4 separate regions of the Homo sapiens genome follow, and all the other regions are linked to region 3. The links are chromatin contacts, found by Hi-C or POLR2A ChIA-PET in ENCODE. All regions are on one chromosome and are shown on one strand. The core of a region is the stretch at or near the end of the contact, and the rest is flanking DNA. Distances in the headings are between cores, read along the strand shown.

Region 1 (2,946 bases), core at 406-2,905, 1.2 Mb after region 3:
TATATTCACTGTTACTATCTTCTGTGTTTAATTAAAATTGTTTTCTATCAACTTCAATCTTGGTTTTTTTATTTGAGAAATGGCCTGCCCTGAATTTTTAAAAAATAAAATAAGAGGCCAGCCACAGTAGGCCATGCCTGTAATCCCAGCACTTTAGGAGGCCAAGGTGGGCGGATCATGAGGTCAAGAGGTCGAGACTATCCTGGCCAACATGGTGAAACCCAGTCTCTACTAAAAATACAAAAATTAACTGGGAGTGGTGGCACGCACCTGTAGTCCCAGCTGCTTGGGAGGCTGAGGCAGGAGAATCGCTTGAACCTGGGAGGCGGAGGTTGCAGTGAGCCGAGATGGCACCACTGCACTCCAGCCTGGCGACAGAGCAAGACTCCAACTCAAAAAAATAATAAAATAAAATAAGACATAGAAAAGGGAAGAGACCTAAGGTTGCACAGACATCAAGGCTTGATTTTAAAAGAGAATTCTTTACCTCTGAAATCTTTCCAAGAAGGAACAGGGTAACCACAGGAAACTCTAAAAGTTGTATCACTTCAAGCTTTGGGATTTTTCACCCACCACAGATTCAATGAAATGGCAGTGCAGAGTACTAAACTCAGACAATTCATAACTGAGAATGATATTAATGTGTCAGAGCACCTAATCAATGGGGAGAAATTGGGGCAGAAGAGAAGAAAAGCGGAACCAGTGTAGATAATGCAACAAATGAATGGAAACTACATACTGTTTTTTGCAGCACTTACAGTCTAGTGGGGGAATGGAAAGAGGAGAGCTGTTTATAGAGTGCTTGCCGTGTGCCAAGCCCCGTGCTGATTACCCCTCCAGTGTCACTTCATTTAGCCTTCTACTCAAGAAAGAATTATGATCCCATTTTAGAGATGACGAAACAGAGATAAGAGGGGTTAATCACACCAAGTCAGTAAATGGCACAGATAGAAATTGAATCTTGCGTCTTTCTAATCCCAAAGTTGCAGTTGTTGACATGAGGCCGAACTGGAAACTGAAATCACTTAAAGCTCACTTACCACTATGAACAAGAGACACGGCGTATAAAAGCATGATTAAAGAGGTCTTGATCATCAAATGCGGCTAGACTGGGGAGTTTTGGCGATCCATAAGGGCTGTGATTTGATCATTTTGTAGTATATGTCTGGCCACAATAGATGCACCCACAAGTGTTTGTCAGAATAAATGATAAGCTGCCATGCTTCATTCTTTGGGATGCTCCTTTCTGACCAAAAAAGTTATTTGGTGTATATCCAGATTCATTCTGAAACATAAATGTTCAGCTATGGTATTTACTCAAACAGGTTTTTCTTTCTCAGCTGCTGGCGTTATCTTTTTCCCCTCCCAGCTGAGGGTGTAAACTCCAAGCCAATGCACCGAACCTGACCCAGACTCAAGGTGTTTTCATAAGCTGCTGAAAAGCATTTCCAAAACAAAAGATAACTAGATTATACTTTAAACTTCTGGATTTCGCTTAGCTGTAGTTTAGAGGAAATCGACTAATAAAGATCCTAAAGTTATACACTACAGGACAGTACAACTTAACCAGAGGAAAGACATTGGCCTGAAGAATTTTGAGCCTCGGCGCTTGCCGTTGCTCATCTGCTGCGGCGCTGGTCGCGCCTGCGCTTTGGTTCTTGGAAGGCGGTGCTCTGAGAAGCCGGACTACGCGGCAGCGGCTCTTCAAAGCGGAGCCGGGAGTTTTTGCTACAGTTTTCGCCACCATGAGTCGCAGCTATAATGATGAGCTGCAGTTCTTGGAGAAGATCAATAAAAACTGCTGGAGGATCAAGAAGGGCTTCGTGCCCAACATGCAGGTAAGGCAGGAGAGCAAATGGCGGGGCCTTCCGTGCTCCGTCCCCGGCCCGGCCGGCGTCCACTGCGCCCTCTGGACCTCCCCTGACCACTGGGTCCGCCCCGGCCCCTTGCAGAGTTTCCCTCATCCCGTCCTTCTCCCCTCACGGTTCTGGGGCCGCCCAACCTGTTCCGGCACCACCTCCCGCCAGGAGAGGTCCCCGAACCACGAGGACAAGCTAAGTGCGGTGGATATGGGAATCTAAATAAATACGAAATTGGGGTTTCCAAAGCGTTTTCACAGATCAGTCTCATAAACGTATCGTGAGCTGTTTTACGTTCACAGAAACTTCAGTGATCTTTTCCAGGGTGGAACAGCCAGCCCCAGGTTCATTTGCTGGGACTGGAATTCACCTCCTCTGAGTCATGCTGGTTATTTAAATAACGTTTACAAACCTTTGTTCACTAAACCAGGTTTTCAGCATTCAGTATCGCATGTTGGTTTTTAATAAAGCGATGTCATTTCTTGCAGTAGCGCAGGGCAGGGCCTGTTTGATTTTAATATTCACTTCACAGAAGGACCTCGAGGATCTGTCGGTGACATAGCTTCCTCTACCCACCTAGGAAGAAGCTCAGCCAGGACTTGATGTCCGGTTTACTTCTTTGACGTCCCAGATGGAGACTTGAGGGCTCAGGATCATCAGATAGTTTGAAAGCCTGGGCTCTGTATCTCTCGGCCTTCATCACCATCTGTGCTCATATTTTTATTAATGTGAAAAAAGAAAACGTTTATGAAGTTTTGCAACGTATTTTTAAATAGTTTTTGAAATCCCTGAAGGTGCCAAGTAAATGCTTCAAAGGTTTACCGTCTCGTCTCACGTCTTGGTAAACAGCTCCCAATAGTCACTCCATTCTTTTATTCAGAATCAAAGCTTACTGAGTTTCCCTTGTTGGCAAGTCACTTACACTGAGGGAAGAAAAAGCGCACGGGGATAAATCTGTGTTCTGTTTGCTGTTTGGCCACTTTCTTTGTGTGGAAACCGTTACCCTGAAGGAAGGAATAGAAAATCTAACATAGGGAGAGCGCAGTGGTTCATGGCCTGTAATCCCAACGCTTTGGGAGGCCAAGGC
Region 2 (3,011 bases), core at 72-2,571, 1.1 Mb after region 3:
GAATAACGGCCTCATTTTACCCAATTCCCTAAAAATAAGGTGAAAACGTAGGAAGGTTTGCTTTTGTTTTGAAGAATTCACCTAAAAATCCCCAGGGAACATCTTTTTCATTTTTCCTTAGCACACTCAAGTTTCAAATTCACTAGCTCAGTATTTGAAGAGGACCACTCTTACCTTGCCGCTTTACTCCCAAATTATTGTCCCCAAAAAGTATCTTTTAGGGAAACAAAGCAGCTTCACCTGCAGTCCCACAAACCAATAACAGAATATGATCCTTTCTCAACTTTACTGCCCCCAAACTGCAAGCTCTCAAGATCAACGTTTGCCTCAGTTTTAGCAAAAAAGCAACATTTCACCCAAGAAAATGAAATGGTCTGAAACACGCCTACACGCTGTCCTTTCTAAAACTTTTCGGCGGCGAAGTCCAAGCGCTCACCGCGGTGCTCGGCGCATGAACACAACAGAATCTAAAATTGTTGCCGCTTCACAGCAGCGATACAAGCTACCGGTGGCCTCGGATTGAGGGCAGATTTTTAACTTCTAGCAATTTCCAAACTTTTTCATTGAAATACTCCAACAGCTGAAGAAATTAACTCGGACCCCTCACAGTCCAGAAAGGTTTAACCCAAGCCAAGCTCATCATTTCCAACTTGAAATCTAACCAGTTGTGGAAATTGTGCGTTCCCTCCTCTCCCTGGTTCCGTTTACTGCAAAACCAGAAGCCATGACTCACCGAGGAGGGGACCAGAGCCCCCGGGAGGCCGGGCCATGTTCTCCAGGAGCCGGACCCCAGCCGACCACCCGCGCTTCCCGTCGCCTGCACCCTCCGGCTCCGCGACGCCCGGAAGAGCCCGGGCCTCCCGTGAAGGCCCCCCCGGCGTCCCCGCACTTGGCCTATCGCCCGGCCACGCCCGCGCCTGCAGCCCACAGATGACGCCAACCCGCCCTGCACCCACCCCAAGCACTCCCCACTCCCCGCGGGCCGCCCAGCCCCGGCCCCAGCGTACCTGTACCCCCAGGTGCACAGCAGGGACTGCCTCAGGTGCGAGCGCAAATGCCCCAGCGTCGGCTCCGTCTCGGGCACCTCCAGCGGCCAGGTCCGCTTCAGAAGCCGCACCCGCAGCCTCATGACGGCGGCAGGCGGCCCGAGGGGCCTGGACCCGGAAGCGGCGACGGGGACGGCGGCGGGGCCGAGCAGCTCCCGCCCCAAACGGCGACGACCCCGGACTGGCGACTACCGGAGCTGAGGGGTAGCTGAGGCGAAACGGGGAAAGAGCCCCGCCACAGTGGCCGCCCTGCCACTCGGTCTCTGGAATAGAGCGCCCGCCCCTCTCCTGAGGGCGCCTCCTGGAGCCGACCCCGAGAGCTGGAGGCGGGCAGGCGGCCTAAAGGAACCGGGCCTCTCGGGGTCGGCCGATCGATGACTCCGCGCGCAACGGCGCTGCCTGAGAGCGCGGGCACAGTGCGCAGGCGCCGAGATGCGGCCGCTCGCTGGCATCCCAGATTTTCCGCGGCGGTGGCTGGGACTCCCAGTACTTACTCCCTGTGTGCGTGGAACAACGGTAGCGCTGATAGGGATGCTGCAGACAGACAATACAGTCGCCACTCCCCAGGACCAAGTGTCACCCCCTTTCTTCCGTGGCCCTCAGTTCCAGCGGCATCTGCTCTGAGAAGCCTTAGGTTAATCCTTAGGTTGGCCGGGCGCGGTGGCTCACGCCTGTAATCCCAGCACTTTGGGAGGCCGAGGCGGGTGGATCGTTTGAGCCCAGGAGTTCGAGACCAGCCTGGGCAACATGGTGAAACCCCCCCCCCCATCTCTACAAAAAATACAAAAAATTAGGTGTGGTGGCGCCTGCCTGTAGTCCCAGCTAGTTGGGTGGCTGAGGCGGGAGGGTCGATTGAGCCCGGAGGTCGAGGCCTCAATGAGCTGTGATCGCACCACTGCACCTCAGCCTGGTTCCACAGAACGAGACCCTGTCTCAAAAAAAAAGTAGAACTATTTGTAGCCAGTAATCTATGTCCGACAGTTTATTAGAACTCTGTGGCTGCATAACAATCACCCCAAAGTTTAACGCAATAAACATTTGTTGTCCCACAGGTTTTAGAGGTAAAGGGATTTGGGGATGCGTGGCTGGGTGGTTCTGTCTCCAGGTCTCCCATGAGATTACAAACTGTAGGCCAGGGCAGCAGTTATTGACTAGGGCTGGAGGATCGGCCTCCAGGATGGCACAGTCATGACTGTTGGCCAGAGACCTGTTTTCACCACGTGAACCTCCCCATAGGGCTGTTTGAGTGTCCCCATGACATGGCAGCTGGCTTCCTTCAGAGCAGGTGATCCCAGAGAGACCAAGGTATAAGCCACAATGTCTTTTATGACCTAGCTCCAGAGGTCACATACGGCTTTTGTCATATTTACAAACCAACCCTATGTGTGAGAGGATCCAGCCAAAGGTATGAATGCCAACAGACAGGGATCGCTGCGGGCCATCCTGGAGGCTGGCTACCATAGAGGGTCTAACTAATGATAACTTAGATGAGAGAGAGTATCAAGTTTCGTCCTTGTGTGATAACCATAGTCCAAATCCTTAGAGTCAAATAAAGTTTCTCCCAATAGGTGGCAGCACTTGTCCACATCCTGCCCTTGATTCTGCAAATAAATATGTATTGATTGCCTACTTTGTGACAGATACCCCACATGCTGGAGACTCAAGAGACCAAAAAGACATGTTTCTGCCCATGCAAAGTTTACAGTTGAGTGAATCAGCTCTTTCAGTAGAGTGTAAAAAGTCTCTGCTTTATGATAGACATAAATACAGACCTGAGGAATGGGATTGTTAGAAATGTTTGTTTTTTGATGTTGTAAAGAAATAGCACTTGAATATAAATTTAATTTTTTTAGCAAGGCCATTTTTATTTTTTGTAGAAAGGGTATACTCGCCAGCAGTTTTGTCACGAGAGTACACCGAACAAAGGAGACAGGGTCATATATAACCTGATGTGTCCACTTTACT
Region 3 (2,992 bases), core at 382-2,881:
TTTATCATGCCCCAAATTCTGAGTCATCTGAACTTCGGTATTGCTGACAGGCATTCACTGAGAGGAGAAGTGGGCTTAGAGGAGACCTGTTGCTTGCCCCGCATGAGGCTGGATGCTGTGCCTTCTCCTGTGAATACTATAACATTGTAGGCCCCCATTTTCCAGATGAGAAAACTAAGACTCAAGGAGGTTAAGTGAGTTACCTGAGGTCACACAGCTCATTAAAAGTAGAACCAGTTCTATAGCCCAGGCTTCAGGGCTCAACAAACTATGCCTCTTCTGTTGTTCTGTCCTGACCCTGGATTTTAGCAATCATGAACACTTCTGCTCCTAGGTGAGGAAAATATCAGAGAAAAATGAACTCAGGCCTGGCTGACTCCGTAGTCATGCACATTCATCAAACAGTTTTTGAATAATTACTGTGTTGTTACCACAGTCAAAAAGACATCGTCCCTGCCTCAAGGAGTTTCAGTCAAGTGCAGGAGAGGGGCATGGAAAATTGAACCCAGCAGGATAACATGCTGTGCTGGAGGAAGGGAAACAGCTTGCTTCTTGCTTTGGGAGCCCCTAATCCAGCCTGGGGCTGTGGGGGTGGGGGTGGCTGGAAGGCAGTGATTTCTAAGTTGAGACTTGAAAGAGGGGGAGAATGTGGATGGAGGTGGGGGAAGAGTGCTAGATATCATGCCGTCTCTAAGAGGGTGAGCTATTTGTAATAAATGTACCTGCTTCTTACCACTTGTTCTTTCCCCACCACCAAATTTCTTAATTTTCCACCTTTTCCTGGGGCTTTCTTTCTGAATACAAACTCATCCCATTGCCTCCTTTACAACTAATTGAACACTTGGACTTAATTGATTATGTATTAAGTTGGGGACTTGGAGTGACATTCAGGACTGGGCTCATGTTGAGATTAATTTATTCCTGTAGTCTTCCTGTTTTGCAGTGTAACTGAGTGCCTCACATGTGTGTTAAAAATAAAACGGAGAGTCAGGGCAATCTAATTAGACAGCTTAACCCATCACTCTCGTGTTCAGTCTTCACCCAGCTCTCCTGCTTTGATGGTAACCAAAATAGATGAATAAGTTAATCAAAGGTCTGATTAAATAGCACAGCTCTGCAGCATGGACTAATGATTGCCAAGCCTCAGTTCAGGCAGATTGCTAGAGGAGAGAGGAAGCTGAGCTGAGCTCCAAAGGCCAGGGCTTTCATGAGGAAGATGTTTATAAAGCACATGGGAGGGAATTCCTCACTGAGTCCTCGGATCTTAACGGTGATGGCTCACTCTAAAGGAAGGATAATGTAGTTTGGGGAAAGAACACAAACCTTCTCCTGGCAAATTCTGACTCTTAGAGCTTTGCATCTTGCTGGCTGTGGGATTGTAGACAAATCGCCCGCCTTCCTATGCCTGCCTGCCATCCATCATCCATCCATCCATCCATCCATCCATGCATTCATCCATCCATCCATCCATCTGTTCCAGATATGTGTTTTGTACCTATTATATACAAGGCATTGTGCTTATTTTTTTTTTTTTTTTTTTGAGACTGAGTTTCGCTTTTGTTGCCCAGGCTGGAGTGCAATGGTGCGATCTCTGCTCACCGCAACTTCCGCTTCCTAGGTTCAAGTGATTCTCCTGCCTCAGCCTCCCGAGTAGCTGGGATTACAGACATGCACCACCACACCCGGCTAATTTTGTATTTTTAGTAGAGATGGCATTTCTCCCTGTTGTTCAGGCTGGTCTCGAACTCCCAACCTCAGGGGATCCGCCCACCTCAGCCTCCTAAAGTTCTGGGATTACAGGCGTGAGCCACTGCGCCCAGCCAGGGCATTGTGCTTTGATTTTGTTGTTGTTCATTTAATTTGCCCTTGTGTTAACTGTATGACTCGGTTGTGTGAGGTTTTTCCTTCTAGGTCCTCTCTTGCCGTAACCCTCACTTTATGCTCCATGAGGCTGATGCATAAAGCATCTCTAGTCTCGCTTTCGCTCTGGTTTCCGTTAGGGTTGACTGGAGGGCTGCCCTCCCGGGAGACTGGTGGGCAGGAGGGAAGTGAGGTTGAGATGTTTTTTCCTGTTCTGGCTTATGCGTTGCCACAGGTAGGCTGTGTCCCTCTGCTGAAGGTCACTGCCTCAGCCAGGTGGCCTTACTCAAACAGCAATTCTCTCTGGATTCCAGCATCTGCTGGCCTGGGCCCTTTTGGCCTTGGGGTGGTAATGGCCCCAAGTACTCTTCCCCTCCTCAAGTAACTGCACGGTTCTTGTTACTGCCCCTAATTCTGCATATACTTAGATTAAATAGTCCTTTTATTAAATCTTCCTTAGATTCCCCAGGAGAGTGTGCTGTTTCCACCCACACACTGCCTGATAGGATGAAGTAAGTGTAGCAACATGGATGGAGCTGGAGGCCATTATCCTAAGTGAACTAACTCAGAAGCAGAAAATCAAATATCACATGTTCTCACTTACAGATGGAAGCTAAACAACGGGCATACCTGGATACAAAGCTGGAAATAATAGACACTGGGGTCTCCAAAAGAGGGGAGGGTGAGAGCTGTGTGAGGGGTGAGAAATTGCCTGCTGGATACAGTGTTCAACATTCAGGTGACAGGTATACTGGAAGTCCAGTCTCCACCATTACACAGTGTACCCATGTAACAAAAATGCGTGTGTACCCCCAGAATCTAAAATTAAAAATTTTTTAAAAAAGAAATCATGACCTTTATAAATAGCAGAAACTCAGAAAAGCTGAGCAAACCTGTCCAAGGTGACATGGCGATTAAGTGATGATACTAGAATCTAAATCCAGGCATGCCTGAATCTACCACCCAGGGTGTTTTGCTCTCCTGCATACATCCCACAGACCCTTACCTTCATCTGGAAGCACCAAAAGAGGCACTGATAGCTAAATACATGGAATAAGATAGAGGGATCAGGAAGAAGGGCGGGAGCTTATTACTGAGTATATTTTGTGTACCACGCCCTTGAGTCCTTTAA
Region 4 (2,809 bases), core at 92-2,591, 1.8 Mb after region 3:
TGCTCTATGCACATCTATGCCACTTCTCTCTCACTCAATGTAAAAACTGATAAACGATTTTAGTTTCTCTTATCTGCCAAACCAGTGCAGGCTGGAATTTTATGGAACATACACGGAAGATTTGTAATTAATAATGCAATTCAACAAATGAAGGGTAGTAAACCGGCAGCATTCACAATGTTCCTTAAAAGTCTGAATGCAAATGCATTAGAAGGGTCCTGCCATCCTCCTATTGTTACTGTATGACAGTTGCTGCTTTAGTCTGTTTAGTCGCCTGTTTAGCCTCAATTGTCACACGAGTCAGTGTGTAATTTCTAGGTATTGCACACACCAGAACCTCAGCCAACTTACAAAACCTCTAAAGACCAATCGATACTGACCACTGCCCCCAAAGCCCTTCTTGTGGATGACGAGTTTGTAGACCTTTGTTGTTCTCATCTTGCACTGTTTTTCCCTTTAGCTGTTCCAAGCTTGGGGCAGAGAAGTCATCTTGCCTCCCTGCCACAGAAATACAAACGAAAAGGTTGGAATGTCAGATTTTTCCTTGCAACCACTCTTTGATTTTAGGCCAGTGAAGATACTGGTGTTCCTCTGCTGTGAAGTGGTGCCAAGTGACTCTCGGAAGAAGTCACTCCTCCAGTTACAAGGAGCGATGGAGAACAAATAGAACCACAGAATCCAGGAACTAAGGGGAATTCGGGCCAGGGGCTAGTCAAACCTAGGAGAAGATATTCTATCACACCCCCATAGGGGAAGCATTGCGCTGAATGGGTGCTCATCACCTTGTCTCCATCTACACCAATAACACCCAAATAGTAAAGAGATCTTAAAAGAGGTTAGCCCACTCATTTTGTAGATGATGAAAGTGTGACTCCGGGCAAGGGACTTGCTCAAGGTCACTCGAGACTTAAGAGACACTCCCACCATTCTCGTTTTGCTGCCAATGTCCTGAGCAAGGCAACCACAAAGAGGAGGAAGGCAGAAGTTCCTTCCCCAAACCTCGGTCTGTGCGAACTCTCAGCAGACCTTCCCTGACTCCGTTTCACAGCTGAGGCCGTTGAGGCTCAGAGAGGGAGAGAGACTTGTCCAAGGTCACACAGCGGAATGGGGATGGAGCCTGGAACTCGAACCTGGGCCAAGGTCCCCTATCTCAAGCCCCCCCAATCCCCAGTCCGGGGCGGGCAGCTCCACTCACCGAAGCTCTAGAGCCCCTTCCCGCCTCTGGCCGGGGCACTGAGGGCTGGACCCTCTCCAGGTTCCCTGCGCCTCCTCCAGATACCCCGCCTACGCCCGCGCGGCCCGCGCTGTTCCGCCCCTAAGCCTGAAGCGCCTACTAGGCCCGCCCCGACCGTGTAGCGCTCACCTGAGAACCCGCGCCGCTCCGGTGGCTCCGCCCCGGGGCCCCGCCTCCTTCCCGCCCTCGCGCCCCCGCGCCGCTCTCGCCGGGCCTCCGTCTCGTCTCGGTGGCCGCACCACTTCCTCATCCGGGGCTCGAGCCGGGGGCGGGGCGTCGTGTGCGGCCTCTTCCTTGGGCCACCTCCTGGCGTTTCCTGCCCTCGAGCACTAGAGCCTCCCGCCCCACGGAGGAAATCCATTTCCTCCTAGTCTATCCGAAGTAGATCCATGGCCACAGAGCTTCGTTTCCGACTCAGTGATCTCCCCACAGGGGAAACGAGATCCGTCAGAGCTCCGTTTTCTGTTATATGAACGAGGTTAATGACTCATGTGGCCTCATTGGGCAGCTAAGAGGCGCCAACGAGAGTTTCTGGGAGGACTTCTGTAAAATGCAAGGGGCTGAGCACGCGAGAGTTAGGGTGATGGCCTCTGCTGGGAAGTGTCCACTTACGGGGGGCTTTTCAAACCCTTGCAAACTCTAAACGACGTTCTGCGCCCCTCAGGTTATTAATAAGAATGGCTGCCGTGGCTTCATAGTCCTTATGTAATCATTGCATCCCTATTACCTGATGGATGCAGGAGGCAGATACTATCCTATTTCACAAACCAGGAAACAGCCTGAGGACACAAAACCCTTCAGAAGGAAGCAAGGACGAATCCTGACCCGTTCCCAGAACGGGGCCTTTAACCAACATCCTTTGGTCATACCCAGGGCACTGCCTAAACTCGCGTCTGTCAGGATATCTTTCTCTCCAAGCAGAAAACCAGAGAGCTGGGTGGGCTGGGTCAGGCTCTGGCCAAGGACTCCTGACAATTGCCAGCTCCGCCTGCTGCCACTGATACCCCCGCCCCCTAGTCCAGTCCACCGTTTCTGACCTGAGCGGCAGCAACTCGATAGGGACTCCCTGCTTCCCCTCTTGAAGCCAGAGAGACCTTATAACTAGAATCGGTGTCTTGGGTCACGCCTCTCCTCTGCTGCTTCTAATCACACTGACTGCTAAATCTAAACGACACAGCACTTGTCTTAAATTTCTTTATATCTTTAATACTAACAGTGCCCATTTCTTACGGATTTGGAAAACTTAAAAATGTTGAAAGAAAAAACATGTTACACTGTAGTGAAAGATTCTGCAGTGGACCAAGGGGACCCTGGGACAGGACAAGCAACGTTCTTAAGCATGGATGCCTTTATGTTGGGACTCAGGAGAAGTTAGGTAAATAATGCAAGTGTTAAGTAATTGCAATTTTTTTGTTTGTTTGTTTTTTTGTTTTTGTTTTGAGATGAGGTCACCCTCACCCAGGCTGGAGTGCAGTGGCATGATCCCGTCTCACTGCCATCTCTGCCTGCCTGGCTCATGCGATCCTCCCACCTCAGCCTCCTAGTAGCTGGGATTACAGGTGCATGCTCAGCTAA

Evidence for each region. Hi-C counts contacts between places; a loop is a spot of excess contacts on that map. ChIA-PET counts read pairs that join two places held with the same protein, here RNA polymerase II (POLR2A). Pooled maps may share reads with other maps.
Region 1: a loop to region 3 is called in a map with no recorded cell type, with 5 times the contacts of the local background. The contact joins the promoter of RTCB here to the enhancer-like site in region 3. A Hi-C loop is called at or near these places in 1 of 37 single-sample maps with no recorded cell type and 2 of 50 pooled maps. POLR2A ChIA-PET finds 5 or more read pairs at or near these places in 1 of 52 experiments (activated B cell).
Region 2: a map of B cell shows a loop between it and region 3 (6-fold over the local background). The contact joins the promoter of FBXO7 here to the enhancer-like site in region 3. A Hi-C loop is called at or near these places in 1 of 168 maps with a recorded cell type or tissue (B cell), 1 of 37 single-sample maps with no recorded cell type and 3 of 50 pooled maps.
Region 4: a map with no recorded cell type shows a loop between it and region 3 (10-fold over the local background). The contact joins the promoter of DEPDC5 here to the enhancer-like site in region 3. A Hi-C loop is called at or near these places in 1 of 37 single-sample maps with no recorded cell type and 2 of 50 pooled maps. POLR2A ChIA-PET finds 5 or more read pairs at or near these places in 1 of 52 experiments (PC-9).

The regions. Positions count from the first base shown.
Region 1 is chr22:32,410,956-32,413,901 of GRCh38, reverse strand. It overlaps RTCB (RNA 2',3'-cyclic phosphate and 5'-OH ligase), which reads left to right and starts at 1,655. Exons shown (of 12, transcript NM_014306.5): 1 at 1,655-1,838. The coding sequence starts at 1,746. It overlaps BPIFC (BPI fold containing family C), which reads left to right. Exons shown (of 17, transcript NM_174932.3): 17 at 1-57. RefSeq lists an enhancer at 1,506-1,685.
Region 2 is chr22:32,473,121-32,476,131 of GRCh38, reverse strand. It overlaps FBXO7 (F-box protein 7), which reads right to left and starts at 1,321. Exons shown (of 9, transcript NM_012179.4): 1 at 1,008-1,321. The coding sequence starts at 1,129. RefSeq lists enhancers at 805-974, 560-1,060, 1,229-1,398, 1,061-1,561, 2,287-2,346 and silencers at 731-1,040, 1,051-1,240.
Region 3 is chr22:33,567,315-33,570,306 of GRCh38, reverse strand. All of the region lies in intron 5 of LARGE1 (LARGE xylosyl- and glucuronyltransferase 1), which reads left to right. Among named protein-coding and RNA genes, the nearest start is that of MIR4764, 130 kb to the right of the region's middle. RefSeq lists a silencer at 370-664. Within about 2 kb of position 1,631, at least 4 of the 41 ENCODE cell types and tissues checked have a DNase peak (open chromatin) inside an H3K27ac peak, as active enhancers do; they include B cell, where a contact is called at or near this core.
Region 4 is chr22:31,752,551-31,755,359 of GRCh38, reverse strand. It overlaps DEPDC5 (DEP domain containing 5, GATOR1 subcomplex subunit), which reads right to left and starts at 1,341. Exons shown (of 43, transcript NM_001242896.3): 1 at 1,196-1,341; 2 at 381-498. The coding sequence starts at 438. RefSeq lists a silencer at 1,267-1,576.